2 separate regions of the Homo sapiens genome follow, and region 1 is linked to region 2. Evidence: chromatin contacts called from ENCODE POLR2A ChIA-PET data. All regions are on one chromosome and are shown on one strand. Each heading gives the region's core, a stretch centred on a gene start or an enhancer-like site at or near the end of the contact. The rest is flanking DNA. Distances are from core to core; before and after follow the strand shown.

Evidence for each region. ChIA-PET counts read pairs that join two places held with the same protein, here RNA polymerase II (POLR2A).
Region 1: POLR2A ChIA-PET joins it to region 2 with 25 read pairs in activated naive CD4-positive, alpha-beta T cell. The contact joins two enhancer-like sites. POLR2A ChIA-PET finds 5 or more read pairs at or near these places in 3 of 52 experiments (A673, AG04450 and activated naive CD4-positive, alpha-beta T cell).

The regions. Positions count from the first base shown.
Region 1 is chr15:71,232,487-71,239,709 of GRCh38, reverse strand. All of the region lies in intron 4 of THSD4 (thrombospondin type 1 domain containing 4), which reads right to left. Among named protein-coding and RNA genes, the nearest start is that of THSD4-AS1, 47 kb to the right of the region's middle. Within about 2 kb of position 1,934, at least 8 of the 41 ENCODE cell types and tissues checked have a DNase peak (open chromatin) inside an H3K27ac peak, as active enhancers do.
Region 2 is chr15:71,047,155-71,054,494 of GRCh38, reverse strand. It overlaps LRRC49 (leucine rich repeat containing 49), which reads right to left. Exons shown (of 16, transcript NM_017691.5): 16 at 837-5,086. The coding sequence ends at 4,883. Among named protein-coding and RNA genes, the nearest start is that of THSD4, 65 kb to the left of the region's middle. Within about 2 kb of position 5,439, at least 3 of the 41 ENCODE cell types and tissues checked have a DNase peak (open chromatin) inside an H3K27ac peak, as active enhancers do.

The DNA of each region.
Region 1 (7,223 bases), core at 685-3,184, 190 kb before region 2:
AGTAAACTCCTTCAGGAGAATCATGTGGTAGGCGCCCAGGGGAGCTGTTGAGTAGTTCGGCTTAGTCTCCCCAGAACCCATCTCTGGGATTTTACTTTAGGTGCTCCACTTGTCAAAGCACTGGCTAATTTCTGAAAGTTATGTCTTGAGAAAGAAATGGAAAAGGCACAGTTTGCAGATCAGAGATGTGGGAGTCAGTGTAGGCTAGTGGTTCACGACATGGACCCTGAGGCCAGCTTTCTGGGGTTTGAATCCCAGCTCTGCTACTTGCTAGTTTGGAAACTTTGGGTAAGTTACCCAATCTTTGTATGCCTCAGTTTCTTCAAACAGGACCAGGATTAAGATGAGGCCAGTGAAGCAACTAGGATGCAATATTTAAGGAGATAACAGTCAGGGTCGTGGAAGTGCTGGTAGGAACCTGAGAGTAATGTCTTCTTAAATGTTGCACCCTAAGAACCTCCCTAGCTGCACTCCAAGCCCAGTTCTGGCCTTGTATTCATTTACAAATAAACACAATAATAGTACCTTTGTTATAGATAGTTACAAAGATTAAATGACTTAAGAGCAAATGACCTAATGCTTCACACAGAGTATGCATCATACAAGTATTTGCCTTTATGTAAGAAAAGCTCTAGTTTGGCTATTTAATAGCTCTACCAACTTTGGCAAATAATGCACCTTCAGTTTTCTTAGCTGTAAAATGAGAGCATGACCATTTCATGTTCACTAGGATGGCTATACTCAAAAAAGACAGATAATAGTGTGTTGGGAAAGATAAATTGGTAACCTCATACATTCCTAGTGGGTAGGTAAAATGGTGTAGTCACTTTGGAAAACTATCTCGGAGCTCCTCAAAAGACTAAATGTAGTGTTACCACAAGACCTAGCAATTGCAGTCCTAGGTATATGCCCAAGAGAAATGAAAACATACATTTGTATATAAACTTATACATGAATGTTCATAGCTACATTATTCATAATAGCCAAAAATGCAGAAACAACCCAAATGCCTATCAACTGATGTAGAGAGAAATAAAACATTGGTATACCCACAGAGTGGATTATTATTCAGCCATAAGTGCTGATATATACTGTAACATAGATAAACCTACAAAATATTCTAAGTGAAAGAAGTGAAAGAAGCCAGACACATATGATTCCATTTCTATAGAATGTCTAGAATAGGCAAATCCATAGAGACAGAGAGTGGTTTCCAGGGATTGGGGAGAGAGGGGAAAAGAGAGTGACTGCTAAAGGGATGGAGTGTCTTTTTAGGATGATGGAACTGTTCTGCAATTAGATAGTCGTGATAGTCACACAACCTTGTAAATATACCAAAAACTATTGAGTTACATAGTATTTTTAAATGGTGATTTTTACGGTATGTAAGTTATATCTCAATAAAGTTTTTTTTAAGAAAGCATGTTTACTTACAAGGATGTTGTAAAGTCAAATTGAACTTACTGATAGAAATGCATTTTTTAAATCTGAAAGCAATTTTTAATGATTTGTTTCAACAATATTTAACAAACCTTTATTGAGCAACTTCTATGAGTGCCTATTGAGCATCATGTGTGATTTTTTTTTCCACTTGTTCACATTTCCAGCCCTGACAACGTAAGTACATGGAACACCCCCACCCCGCCCCCACACCACCATAAAGTAGGGCTCTATGAGAAGAACATGACAGTGCACAGTAAGGGTTCTAAGTCCAGGTTCCAGGCCCAGTTCATCCAACGGGCGTCTGGGAAAATTGCTGTTGCTATAATAGTTGTTGAGATAATGGCTGCAAACAGCATGTTTTCCTTACAACAGGCTGGCTGCCATCCAGGGCTGGTTATGTGTGATCTTCCACAGCTCTACAAAGATAATGCTAAGCAGTCAGCATGACTCAAGCAAAGTCACTCCATCCAGTCTCCCTCCCTACACACTCACCCTGGAAATGTGTCATCTGCAATCATCACCTGGAACTGACAACTCCCGCCTTTCTGTTTCCTGCCAAGATCCCTCTCCCGAGCATCAACCCCATGTGCCTAGCTAACCTCCAGACTAGAGCCTGAAAAGTGCACATAAGTCACCCGGGGGTCTCACTAAAATCCAGCTTCTGCTTCAGCGGGTCTAGCACAGGCCTCTGCTTCATTTGTAACAAGCTCCCAGATGAAGCTGATGTGGTGGGTCCTGGGACTGCACTTTGATAGCTCCACGTGTCACTTCGAAGTCAACACACTCAAGTCCGGATTGACCATCTTTCCTCCACAAAACTGATGCCCCTCTAGCTCTTCCCATATTCTCTATCTCAGTAGTCCTTAAACTTGAACAAGCATCAGACTCACCTAGAAGACTTGTTACAAAAGACTGTGAAGCCCCACCTGCAAAAACTCCGATTCCATTGGTCTAGGGCACGGCCTGAGAATCTGCATTTTTAACAAGTTCTCAGATGATGATGATGCTCTTGGTCTGTGGGCCACAGTGAGAACCACTGTTCTGTCTTACTCCCAAGTACCACCATCCCCTGAAGACGGCTGGCTCTTCCACCCACCCCTTCTCTCTGCATTCCACCCAAACTCCTTGGCTTACCCACTCAACCTACACAGCCTGGCTCCTGCTGCATCTCTTGTCAGCCCTGGCCCTGCATGGACCACCCACACCACTTGTACCTCCTCAGTAGGCCAAGGGACTTTATTCTCCATGTTTTGACCTATGCTGTTTCCTCCTCCTCAGCTGCTTTCTCCAGCATCGTTTCCCAAAATAATGACCTAGTCACCCTTCAGGATTCAACGGAAGCATTTTGGTGTCAATGAAGTTTTTCCTGGTCCAAACCGCCCTCCAACCCTCTCCTTCAAAGAACTGATGCCCTTCTCTTTTGTCCTTCCACTGGGCCTCATGTAGCTGTCACAGCACAATCTTCTATTATGCTTATTGTTTGCACACCTGCCTTAGTTGACCAGGCTGCAGGCTCCTTCAGGGCAGGGACTATGCCTTATTTCTTATATCCCTATAGCCTACTACAATGACTAGCACATAATAGGTGCTCAGTTAATTGACCCTAGAAAAGCTGAAATAACAAACGAATGGCTCAAACCACTATTGCCAAAGGGAGAAAAATCTCCCCTCATCATTATTGTGCCTGTTTAATTTCTGTTATATGAATTATTATATCTTATTAAAAGACTGTTAAACTATTATGGCCCTGAGGACAAAGCCACCTCCTTCTATGTAGGAACAGAAGTCTCATCTATTGTGTGAGAGCATTTCTGGTATCAAACACCTAGAGAAGAGACAGGTCCTCAGAATGGAGAGGGACCCAGCAGGGGCTAAGACTCAGCCTTTATTTTCAAAAGGAGTGAAGAATTAAGAGCTCAAGAGCTGTCAGAGCTGGAAAGCCACCCAGGCAAAGCTGTCAGCAGCCTGCAGCTATAGGGGGGCTTCCTACCTCCTCTCAGTTTCCAGGACAGAGGGGAGTGGGCAGAGTGAGAGCCCCGCCCTCCGGAGCCAGGCTGTTTTGTGTTTCTTAGGCTCTCCGTGTTTATTTCCATCTTGTTTTCCCTTAGAGCTCAGGCAAGTTCCTTTGAGGGGCCCTGCCTCTCTCAGCTGTGCTAACATGAACCCCACACGGGCCACAGCATCCCACAGAGCAGCAGCCCCGGGGACTGCCCTCGAGGAACCAGAGGAGTGGAGCCCGAGAACCCCACAGTAAAGTGGAACTCCACGAAGGCAGATAGGCAATGAGGCTGACCACCCCTGCCCGCGTGGAAAGTCTCCTTGCACTGCTTAACCTTGAAGGTCCTGAGTTTTATAGCATTAAGAGCGGTGGCATTCCAGCCAGCATGGTGGCTCACACCCGTAATCCCAGCACTTTCGGAGGCTGAGGTGGGAGAATCACTTAAGGCCAGGAGTTCCAGACCAGCCTGGCCAACATGGCAAAACCCCATCTCTACTAAAAACACAAAAAATTGGCCAGGCGTGATGGGTGCACACCTGTGGTCCCAGCTACTCGGGAGAGGCTGAGGCACAAGAATTGCTTGAACTGGGAGGCGGAGGTGGCAGTGAGCTGAGATCGTGCCACTGCACGCCAGCCTGGGCAACAGAGCAAGACCCAGTCTCAAAAAAAAAAAAAAAAAAAAAAGAGAGAGGTGGCATTCCTTGCATCTTGCTACCTAAGTTGAGTTGCTACAGAAACAGAAATAAATTCTTCCATAGGGAAGATGAGAAGGAAGCTCATGAGATGAAAGCCTATTTATTGTTGGAGAAAGCTGAATAGTGGGGAATCTAAGTCCCCGTACTAGATTCTGTGGAGAAAATCTAAGATACTACTGGATTTTACTATGTCTAATGAATAATGTCCATGTGGCTTAAAGAGAGCCTTTATGCCACATTTGCACTTTGAACTGTTACTATATATCAAGGCTAAACTCCCAAGCCAATGTTTTGGGGCAAATTTCCCGGAGACTAAGTATCACAGGGTCCTGGTTACAAATGTGAGGATGCTGCATCTGAGGGCTGCCTCAATGCCAGCCTCCGAAATGTGGACAGATACTCCTCTATTTCTCCTGGCATTGATACAAAGCATTGGCACTTTAAGCTAGGAGAGGGAGGAGGGAGATGTAATTCACAATGACTATCAAGGGAAATGCTTTTTGCCAAAATACTTTCGTATGACCACACGTATCTTTTAAAAAGGTTTTTATAGACATTAAAACAACACTAGGTGGTAGAAATTATACCGAGGAATAGTCCTTCTCAAGTGCCTGTAAGAGCACACAGAGATGTGAGTGTGGGGATCCTCAGTGCAGCCCTGGGGAGCTGGCAGGACACCTGAAACCACAGCAGGACGGCGAACTGAGGAACTGGCCAGTGCACTTCAGTCATTCCTTCTTTCCACACAGTTCTTCTAGAGTGAGACTGAGGATGATAGCGCCAGAGAAGGGAAGACTCAAAGATCAGTATGAGGAGGGAAAAGGTTTCTTTAAATTGGAAAAACTGAGCTTTATCCGTCAAGAGCCAAAGTCTGGAAAACAGTAGGCAGAGGTAGAGCTTACACTACAGACTATGAAGAAGTGTTATGACCTTGGAATGACCTTTCTGAACCCAAGGAAATTAAGAGTTTGACTAGCAGGCTGGATGTGGTGGCTCGCCAGGACTTTGGGAGGCCAAAGCAAGTGGATCACCTGAGGTCAGGAGTTCAAGACCAGCCTGGCCAACATGGTGAAACCCCATCTCTACTAAAAATACAAAAATCAGCTGGGCGTGGTGGGTATATGCCTGTGGTCCCAGCTACTTGGGAGGCTGAGGCACAAGAATTGCTTGAACCGGGAGGTGGAGGTTGCAGTGAGCCAAGATCGTGCCATTGCACTCCAGCCTGGGCGAGTGGAGAGTTTGACTAGCAGGCAGATGAGGGAGGAACCAAAAGGCAGTATTCAGAGATTAGGACAGAATGCAGTGGCCTGGGCTGGGGAACAGTAGAAATCCCAGATGTGTTTAGGGGCCTGAGAACAGAAGGGACTTGCACGCTTTATGGGGAAGCCAGTGTCCAACATAGCACCTGACTAGGATGTGGGAGGGAGGCATCAAGGTGGAGGGGCCCACCTGAGAGTGGGTGGATCACCCCTTTGTGGTTCCACAGAGTATATGGCCCTTGGTGACAGAAGGCCAGGAGGGTACATGCAGAGATTTCAGCAGCAGCCACAGCAAGGGTGGAAGGTGGCCAACAGCTTGAAGCACAGCCGACAGCTTGCTTCCTTTGCCAAGCCTGCACAGGAGCCCCTCACCAGGGGATCCAGGTCACACCTCCTGGGAAGAGGGGAGGAGAGAGAGGAGAGAGTCCTAACTGAGCTGAACATAAACCCTGAATTGATCATGCTTAACACGAAGTGTCTGAGCATCTGAGTCTCCTGGAATTGGCAAAGTTTTCCTTCAGCAATAGAAGCAGAGGCTCATGAACCACATCTAGTTATAGAAAAATAAATTGTGTTCTGCATACCTGAGTGGTGGTTGTAAATTGTAAATCTGAAAGACAATCTAAGTATCCTTAAACAGGAAAATAAGGAGCTAGTTTAATTATGGTGCATTCAGATATTGGAGTACTATGAAGCTGTTTAAAAGAATGAGGCAGCTGTGTATATACTGATATAGAAAGCTCTCATAAACATAGTTAAGTGAAAAAGAATAAAACAGTAAAGATACTAAGCTGAGGACACTAAACATGCTCTCATTTGTGCGTGTGTGTTTTTTTTAAAGAAAAAATGTATACAGTATATGAAAAATGTACACAGTATATACAGAATATATTTCCAAATTGACCAAAAGGAAACTCTGGGCAATGATTTCCCCTGGGCAGTAGACCCAGTGAGGCTCAGTTGAAGCAGACTCATTTGTCATTTCTTACCCTTTCATACTGCTGTGTAAGCAGAGTCAAAAAGAGAAACCAAATCAGTAATCTTAACGCCTAAATATGCAGACATTTCAATTTGGACATAAAATGCCCACTTATAAATACACTGTAAGCCCCAAAGACCAGAGGGACAGAAATAGCTCAAGGACAAAATATTCCTCTGAACTGTCTCATCAAGAACAGAAAAGTCATATACTCCCAGAAAGATTTTAGATCAGCACAGACCAGCATCAAGCTCATACCGAGGCGGAAGCTTCTTAGAGTCTGAATATGCTTGAATCTCATAGCCTGTGGGAAGAAGAACAATGACTTTATGATGTCCAGTCCAATCTTTTCAGTGATGACAAACACCCCAGTGCGCATTCCCAGTAGGCTAAGAGCATCCCCATCTGTCAGGTACCCAAGTAAGGAATCTCACACACTTCTGACTTCCCTCTCCACTGGATTTGTCTTTCTATGCACAGCCCTGGTCATTACTCTCTATTTGAAAGACCCACCTGGCTCATTTCTGCCTAGAAAATAAAGTTCAAACCAAGACAGTTTTAGGGCATATTTGGTTTGATGTCACATTCCACCCTTCATCATCTGGTTTCAGTCTATCTTCCCAGATTCAACTCCGGTCTTCGTCTCCCTTCCCCTGTATCCTGCTCACAACCCTTCCCAACCATCACTAATGACTCACCATTTCCCAAACACATGGGGCTCTTGTGCGGCAAGACTCCCTCCTGGAACCCTACCCTACCTACTTCTGTACTTCCAGCCCAACATAAACACCAGCGCCCATGTGCTTTCCCCACTGTTAGTACTCTCGGGGGCAGTCTGCACACCCCTT
Region 2 (7,340 bases), core at 4,190-6,689:
TGTGATTAAATTTCAAACTTGGCTCTGAAGTTCTTGGCAACAGTAACCACTCCATCTCCATCTGACCCATAAAAGCAGATTATAAAAACTAACCTTTGTTCTTCAAGATTTAAATAAAATATTTTCCTGAGTAGTCTCTCTTTATTCTATTTTGCATTTTGCCTTGAGGCTAACTAGCCAGATTCTCTGTCCCCCTTCTTTCTCTTTTCTTTCCTTTTTTAATTTATTAAATAAACTGTGAGATGGGAGAATAAAGCCCAGGTTTGCCCAAAGAGATGAATAGGATGTTTTTTGGTCTGTCAACAAACTGTTAATGATAGAAAATCATGGAATCAAACCAAGAGAAAATATAGGTGAATCATTAACTGCTTTCTGAATAAGCAGTAAATTCTGAATTACAATAAATGAAATCACAAAGAAAAACAATAGGAGAAAAACAGAAGGAAAATCACAAAGAAAAACAGAAGGAAAAACTCAGATAACAATCAAAATAAAAAGGCAAGTACAGGCTGGGCGCGGTGGCTCATGCCTGTAATCCCAGCACTTTGGGAGGCCGAGGCAGGCGAATCATGAGGTCAGGAAATTGAGACCATCCTGGCTAACACGGTGAAACCCTGTCTCTACTAAAAATAGAAAATAATTAGCAGGGTGTGGTGGTGGGCCCCTGTAGTCCCAGCTATTCGGGAGGCTGAGGCAGGTGAATTGCTTGAACCCAGGAAGCAGAGGTTGCAGTGAGCTGAGATTGTGCCACTGCACTCCAGCCTGGGTGACAGAGTGAGACTCCGTCTCAAAAAAACAAACAAACAAACAAAAAAACCGCAAGTACACTATGATAATCTTATTTAGCAAGTGATAGGTTTATTCTCTTAAATATAAAGATAGCATAAACAAGTACTGCTATACGCCAATGACTCCAAATTCTATAATTCTAGCCCAATCTATACTTCTCAACTCCCAACTCATATTCACACCTACTTAACACCTGCACTTGGATATTTAACAACCATCTCAACATATGCTGAGATGTGTGGTATATCTTGTATATATTGTACATGTTGAGATGCATTGTGTATTCCATAAGACGGAATTCCTGATCCTTCCTCCCAGCAGATGTTCCATTCACAGATTGCTCTCATCTCAGTTGATGGCAACTCAATCTTTTCGGTAGTTCAAGCCAAAAACCTTGTGGCCATCATTGACTACTGTTTCTCATACTCCATATCCAGTTCTGTCAGTAAATCTTGTTGCTTCATCTTTAAAATATACCCAAGATCCAACTACTTTCTGACGCCTCTGCCGCTATCACCTTGATCCAAGTCACAATTATCTCTTGCCTAGAATAATGCAGTACCTTCCCAACTGGTCCCCCTAATTTAATTATTGCCCCCTCCTGAAGTTGATTCTCTACACATTATTGCAATGAATCCAGCTGCCAATATTTTACACTTTAATATGTATATCCTTAAATAATACACAATATTGTACATGTGTACTTATACATTTGTTAGTATTTATACCGCACATAATGTCTACGATATGCTTCACATGTAGACACAGTTGAGAAATTCTCATCTTTTATTTGCTATTCCTCAGCATAATGACAAAACATGAAAGTGGATTAGGAACGACCATGGACATCAAAATTCTTCCCAGATGCCAGATCCTTAAGACTAACAGTGAATGTGGGTACTGTCTACTATTTATTGGTTGAAATACCCTTAGTTACGTTTTTTTTCATCCTCTCTATGCCTCAGTTTTCTAGTGTTCAAATGGGATTGCTATCATATATATATCGCAGTGTTAGGAGATTAAATGAGAATGTATACAAAGAGCTTATAATAGTGCAAGACATTGCTCAATGAATCTTTGTTGTTATGATGATTACTCATTGAAGAGAATATGAATCCCAGTGCATTCCTTGCCCAATCAGGAATAGATCAGGAGCATGGTAGGGTTGCACTGTCTTACATGCCAGGCCTTCAGTGGAATGAAGCTCAGGAAGTGAGGAGCTGATACCAGCACCATCCTCTGACTCAGCAGCACAGTTAACAAGCCTCAGGTCCACCTGCACACTTGGTAACCATCCTCAGGTGTAGCAGCACACTTCACCATCCAGCTGCTGTACCAGAACATCGGGTACAGTATCTCCCTAAATGGGGGTACTAAATGTTTCTGCTTTTGAGGCAAATGCAATAGTGTTTCTGCGTGAGATCCCTTTTGAAAAAAAGCAATTCTTCAGCACACACTAGCCTAGAGAGTCTCAGACTATGGGATTTGCATCTCTTCCCCTTCCCTGAAAACCCTGGAAAATTCCAAGAAGAAATGGCAATTTGTTCCCTAGATCACCACTCACTTACAACATAGGACCCTCACTTGATCCCTAACCCAGCAGACCCAGGTCTCCTTGTCTTTTTATCTGGGGATTATCTTCACCAAGGAACTTCAGAACGCAAAATGAGTTTGGAGTGTAGAACTAGATGGGAGGATCGCCATTCGACGTTTGAGACCCGACAAAGTAAGGATTCAAGAAGTAGAAATCAGTATGGGGTAGTGGGAGCAGGTAGGAGCGAAAGGGAACTCAGGTAGGAAGGAAGCAGAGACCAAAGCTGAGGAATAAAGAGGCTTGGTTTCAGGAACAAGAGAGAGACCCTATTACCAGGCCTGAAGCAGGTCTGCATAGAGCCAGCAGTGGCTGGGATGGCTTGCTGCCATTTCATTGAGTGCTGACTTAGTGTTCCTAAGATTCCCAGGGTGACTGGGCCAAGAAAGCATGTGAGTGTCAAGTCTCTTTAGCAGCAGGGATGGGAGGGTTAGGGGAGAACAGACATGCAGGAAGCTGGACAGATTACTAAACAGCTAGGTCCATTCATCTGCAAAGCCTAGAGTGGGAACAGTTACCCAGACTCCCAAAGAGTCACAAGTTCTTACATCTTTCCAATCTGCCAGAATCCCACAGACAATATACTCTTGGTTCTCCTCTCAACATCACCTTCAAGCTGGGATCTCATTTCTATACCAAACAAGATATAAGCCCAGGAGAGATAAGTGTTTACTAGCCAGATGAGAAATGGTCCATATGTTTCAGTTTGGAGAGGCTAAAGGATCAGAAAGCAATGCTAATAGCTCCTCTGTCCTAGGGCACCAACCCTATTGTTCAACCTACAGCCAAAAGAGTAATAATTAAAGCTCAACGTATTGGGTGTTTGCTGTGTGCCAGGCATGATGAGAAATGCTTTACATGCATTGTTTCTTTTGATTCTCATGACTATCTTACGAAGTGTGTGCTATCAGGAGGAAACTGAGGTTACACACTAGTAAGCTGATGGCCTAAGTGCCAAGATGAAAAAACCAGGACAGGACAGGCATGGTGGCTCACACCTGTAATCCCAGCACTTTGGGAGGCCGAGGCAGGCGGATCATGAGGTCAGGAGATCGAGACCATCCTGGCTAACATGGTGAAACCCCGTCTCTACTAAAAATACAAAAACTTAGCTGGGCATGGTGGCGGGCACCTGTAGACCCAGCTACTTGGGAGGCTGAGGCAGGAGAATGGCGTGAACCTGGGAAGCGGAGCTTGCAGTGAGCCGAGATCGCGCCACTGCACTCCAGCCTGGGTGACAGAGCAAGACTCTGTCTCAAAAAAAAAAAAAGAAAAAGAAAAAACCAGGACAGCCTTTTAAGGCTATGATCAGAAAAATGGTAACCTGTTAAAGTTAAGCACGCCTTTTGGGAGAAGAGTAATCAAGAGATCTTAAGGATGTGGGTCTTTCTCAGAACCGCAATAGCAGCTTACCTAGCTTCCTTCCAGGTGTCTCTGCATGTCTCTGCATGTCTTTGCTGTCGTACATCTTCTAGTCCTGTTTTCCCATATCCTGGTGGTCCTGCTGACATAATAGCTGCTAGGTAAAATCTAAGCAAACCGAAAAATTCCTATTTATTGACTAAGATTGTTTTTCTGAAGTGGCATCATCTCTAGCTATGGTAATAGGCTCCTACTACCCTTCTCACCAGCATGAATTTGATCTTCAAATGAAATTTTAAAAATTAGAACCCTTCACTCATGCATCCCTAATACTTCTGAGACACAGGTACACATGCATGTCTATTAAAAGAGCATTTGAGAGCTAACAATGGAAGGAAACATCTTTCAGAGAAGCAGATTTACTGCTTTGTAACAGCATTTTATAGTCATTCAGGATCTCCTAAGACAAAACATTTTCTTCCTATCCCAGTTTTGACTCATTTGCATATTCTCTGCCCATAGTGATTCCCAGGACCTCCTGTGGTTCCCTGAGAATGCATTCCTAGAAGAATGGGGCATCCTCCATATAGGTGAATAGCAGGAACCGTACCTAACTAAAGAGGAACATACAATAAATATGACAATTCTGACTGAATTAAGGAGGCAAACATACTTTATTTTGACTAATTTGTTAGTAAGTTTATTCTTCACTCATAAAAAGAACATATTTTTGGCTTTGAAATCATGACATAAAATAAAAAGGGAAATAACTGAAAATTATCAGCTAAAAGTAGGTAGATGCAGCTCATGCTGAATCATCAGCAAATACTACGTGCTTTGGGCTATAGCAGGGCACCAATCAAAGCAAGAACCAAGGATGCAGTGCCACGCCATCTCTGAAAACTGTTTAGTTCCCAAAGGTTGTTTGGTCCTCACATACAGGCAATTAATCCTTCCTTTCTCCTGCTTTCCTTCCTTCCTTCTTAACTTTTAGCTATGAGAACAGTGGGCAATAATGCTTTTATACTAGTCTTTCTAGTTTATAGGATAGTGTTGTTGTTGTTTTAACATGTATAACCTGCATATTTTCAACCTTCAAAAAATAAAACTGCCAAAATCAACTGTAACTAAAGGCCATTTTTATTTTTGGTCTGTTATCTGCTGTAGGCAGAGCTTCATATAGGAATTTTTATTGCGAATTTCTATGACTGCATCCCTAACAAGCTCAATGAACATCTGTGGCCAAAGCTTCTGCAAAGCCTCATTTTTCATGTTGATTTCTGTGGCTTCCTTCACAAGGTCTTCTATATATGTTTTACAGAATTTCTTCTTTTCCTTTATTTCCTGTTAAAAAAAAGAGAAAGTTTTGTATTAAATCATAACTAATCCAAAAGTCAAAGCAACAATTAGCTGAACCACAGAAAATTGAAATAATTTATTCTGACCCCCTATTCCTCCCCCATCTACTCCTCAGAGCAGGAATTCTTTCCTAGTCACTGCTGACAGAGTTCTGCTTGAGTAAAGATAACAACAAGGGTCTCAGTACTTCTCAGTCTACTCCTACCTCTGTTGGACAGCTCTGCTAGAAAATGTGTTTCTTTACTGGAATTGTTGAATCATAACTACTATTTCTCCTATCTCAGTTCAGGTCATTTAGCTCACACAAGTCAGCTGAATGCAGACTCACAGATTCCTGTGGTAAATGTATCAGGATACAGATAGTGACAATTTCAATTGGTATGATATTAGTTAATATCTATGTAATACTTTAAGTATGTATACTCTGAATTTACCCTCTATTATGGGAAAGCATAAAATGGTACACTACACTGACTTACGCAGCCTTGACCATTTGGAGAAAGTTGGGGGGAAGTGTACAATTAGGAAGAGTAAACATATAGAAACCTGGGACCCAGGACGTTGCCTTCTAAAGAAACAGGTCTCCCACTCAACTTCTGGGTCTGGCAGTGTGAAAATGAAAAACCTGGTCCTAAACACAACAGAGGAATTTTGGAGCTGAGGATATTTGAATATTGTGCCCCAATTTCATCACAGAGACTAAAACAAAGTGATTTTGTTTAATCAAGAATTTAACATTTATTTTGGCTATTGATACTTCTGAATAGTATCAAGGCATAATCATGGAATGTATAATATACATGGAAGAATCAATGTAACACATCAGATAATCAGAATTACAAGGGAAGTAATGCACATCAATGAAGAAGGAAAGTAATAAATGTCAATGAGACAATACATTTAACTACTAGAAAAAGGATCCATTTAAATCTCCAACTCAAGTCAAAACACCAAAATAATTTCAAGATAAATTAAATGAGCTAAATTTAAAATATCATAAGCCAGGCATGGTAGCTCACATCTGTAATCCCAGCACTTTGGGAGGCCAAGGCAGGAGGATCGCTTAAGGCCAAGAACTCAAGACCAGCCTGGGCAACATAGCGAGACCCCATCTCTACAGAAAAACAAGAATAAAAAATTTAGCCAGGTGTAATAGCACATGCCTGTAGTTCCAGGTACTTGGGAGGCTGAGGTGGGAGAATCGTTTGAGCCCAGGAGTTCAAGGCTACAGTTTAAGCTATGATCATGCCATTGCACTCCAGCCTGAGTAACAGAGTGAGACCTTGTTTCTAAAAAAAAAAAAAAAAAAAAAAAATTTGGCCCGGTGCAGTGGCTCACACCTGTAATCCCAGCACTTTGGGAGGCCAAGGTGGGTGGATCACTTGCGGTCAGGAGTTCGAGACTAGCCTGGCCAGCATGGTGAAACCCCATCTCTACTAAAAATATAAAAATTAGCCAGGGTTGTGGCACATGCCTGTAGTCCCAGCTACACGGGAGGCTGAGGCAGGAGAATTGCTTGAACCCAGGAGGTGGAGGTTGCAGTGAGCTGAGGTCGTGCCACTGCACTCCAGCCTGGGCGACAGAGCAAGACTCTGTCTCAAAAAACAAAACAAAACAAACAAACAAACAAATGAAATCCTAAAAATCACAGATAGTGTCATTAAAATTATACCTACGAAGATTTCTAGGAAGTCCTAGCCAGAACGGTCAGGCAAGAGAAAGAAATTAAAAAGCATCTAAATAGGAAAAGAAGTCAAACTATCTCTCTTTGCTGACAATATGATTTCTATACCTAGAAAATCCTAAAGACTCTGCCAAAAGGCTCTCAAATTGAAACAATTTTAGTAAAACTTCAGGATATAAAATCAATGTACACAATTCAGTAGCGTTTCTATACACCAACAACATCCAGGCTGACAGTGAAATCAAGAACACAATCCCACTTACAATAGCCACAAAGAAAATGAAATACGTAGGAATACAGCTAAGAAGGTGAAAGACCTCTACAAGGAGAACTACAAAATACTGCTGAAAGAAATCAGAGATGACACAAATAAATGGAAAAACATTCCCTGCTGATGGATTGGAAGAATCAATATCATAAAAATGGCCATATTGCCCAAAGTAATTTACAGTTCAATGCTATTCATATCAAATTCCCAATGTCACTCTTCACAGAATTAGAAAAAAAATTCTAAAATTCATATGGAACCAAAAAAGAGCCCGAATAGCCAAAGCA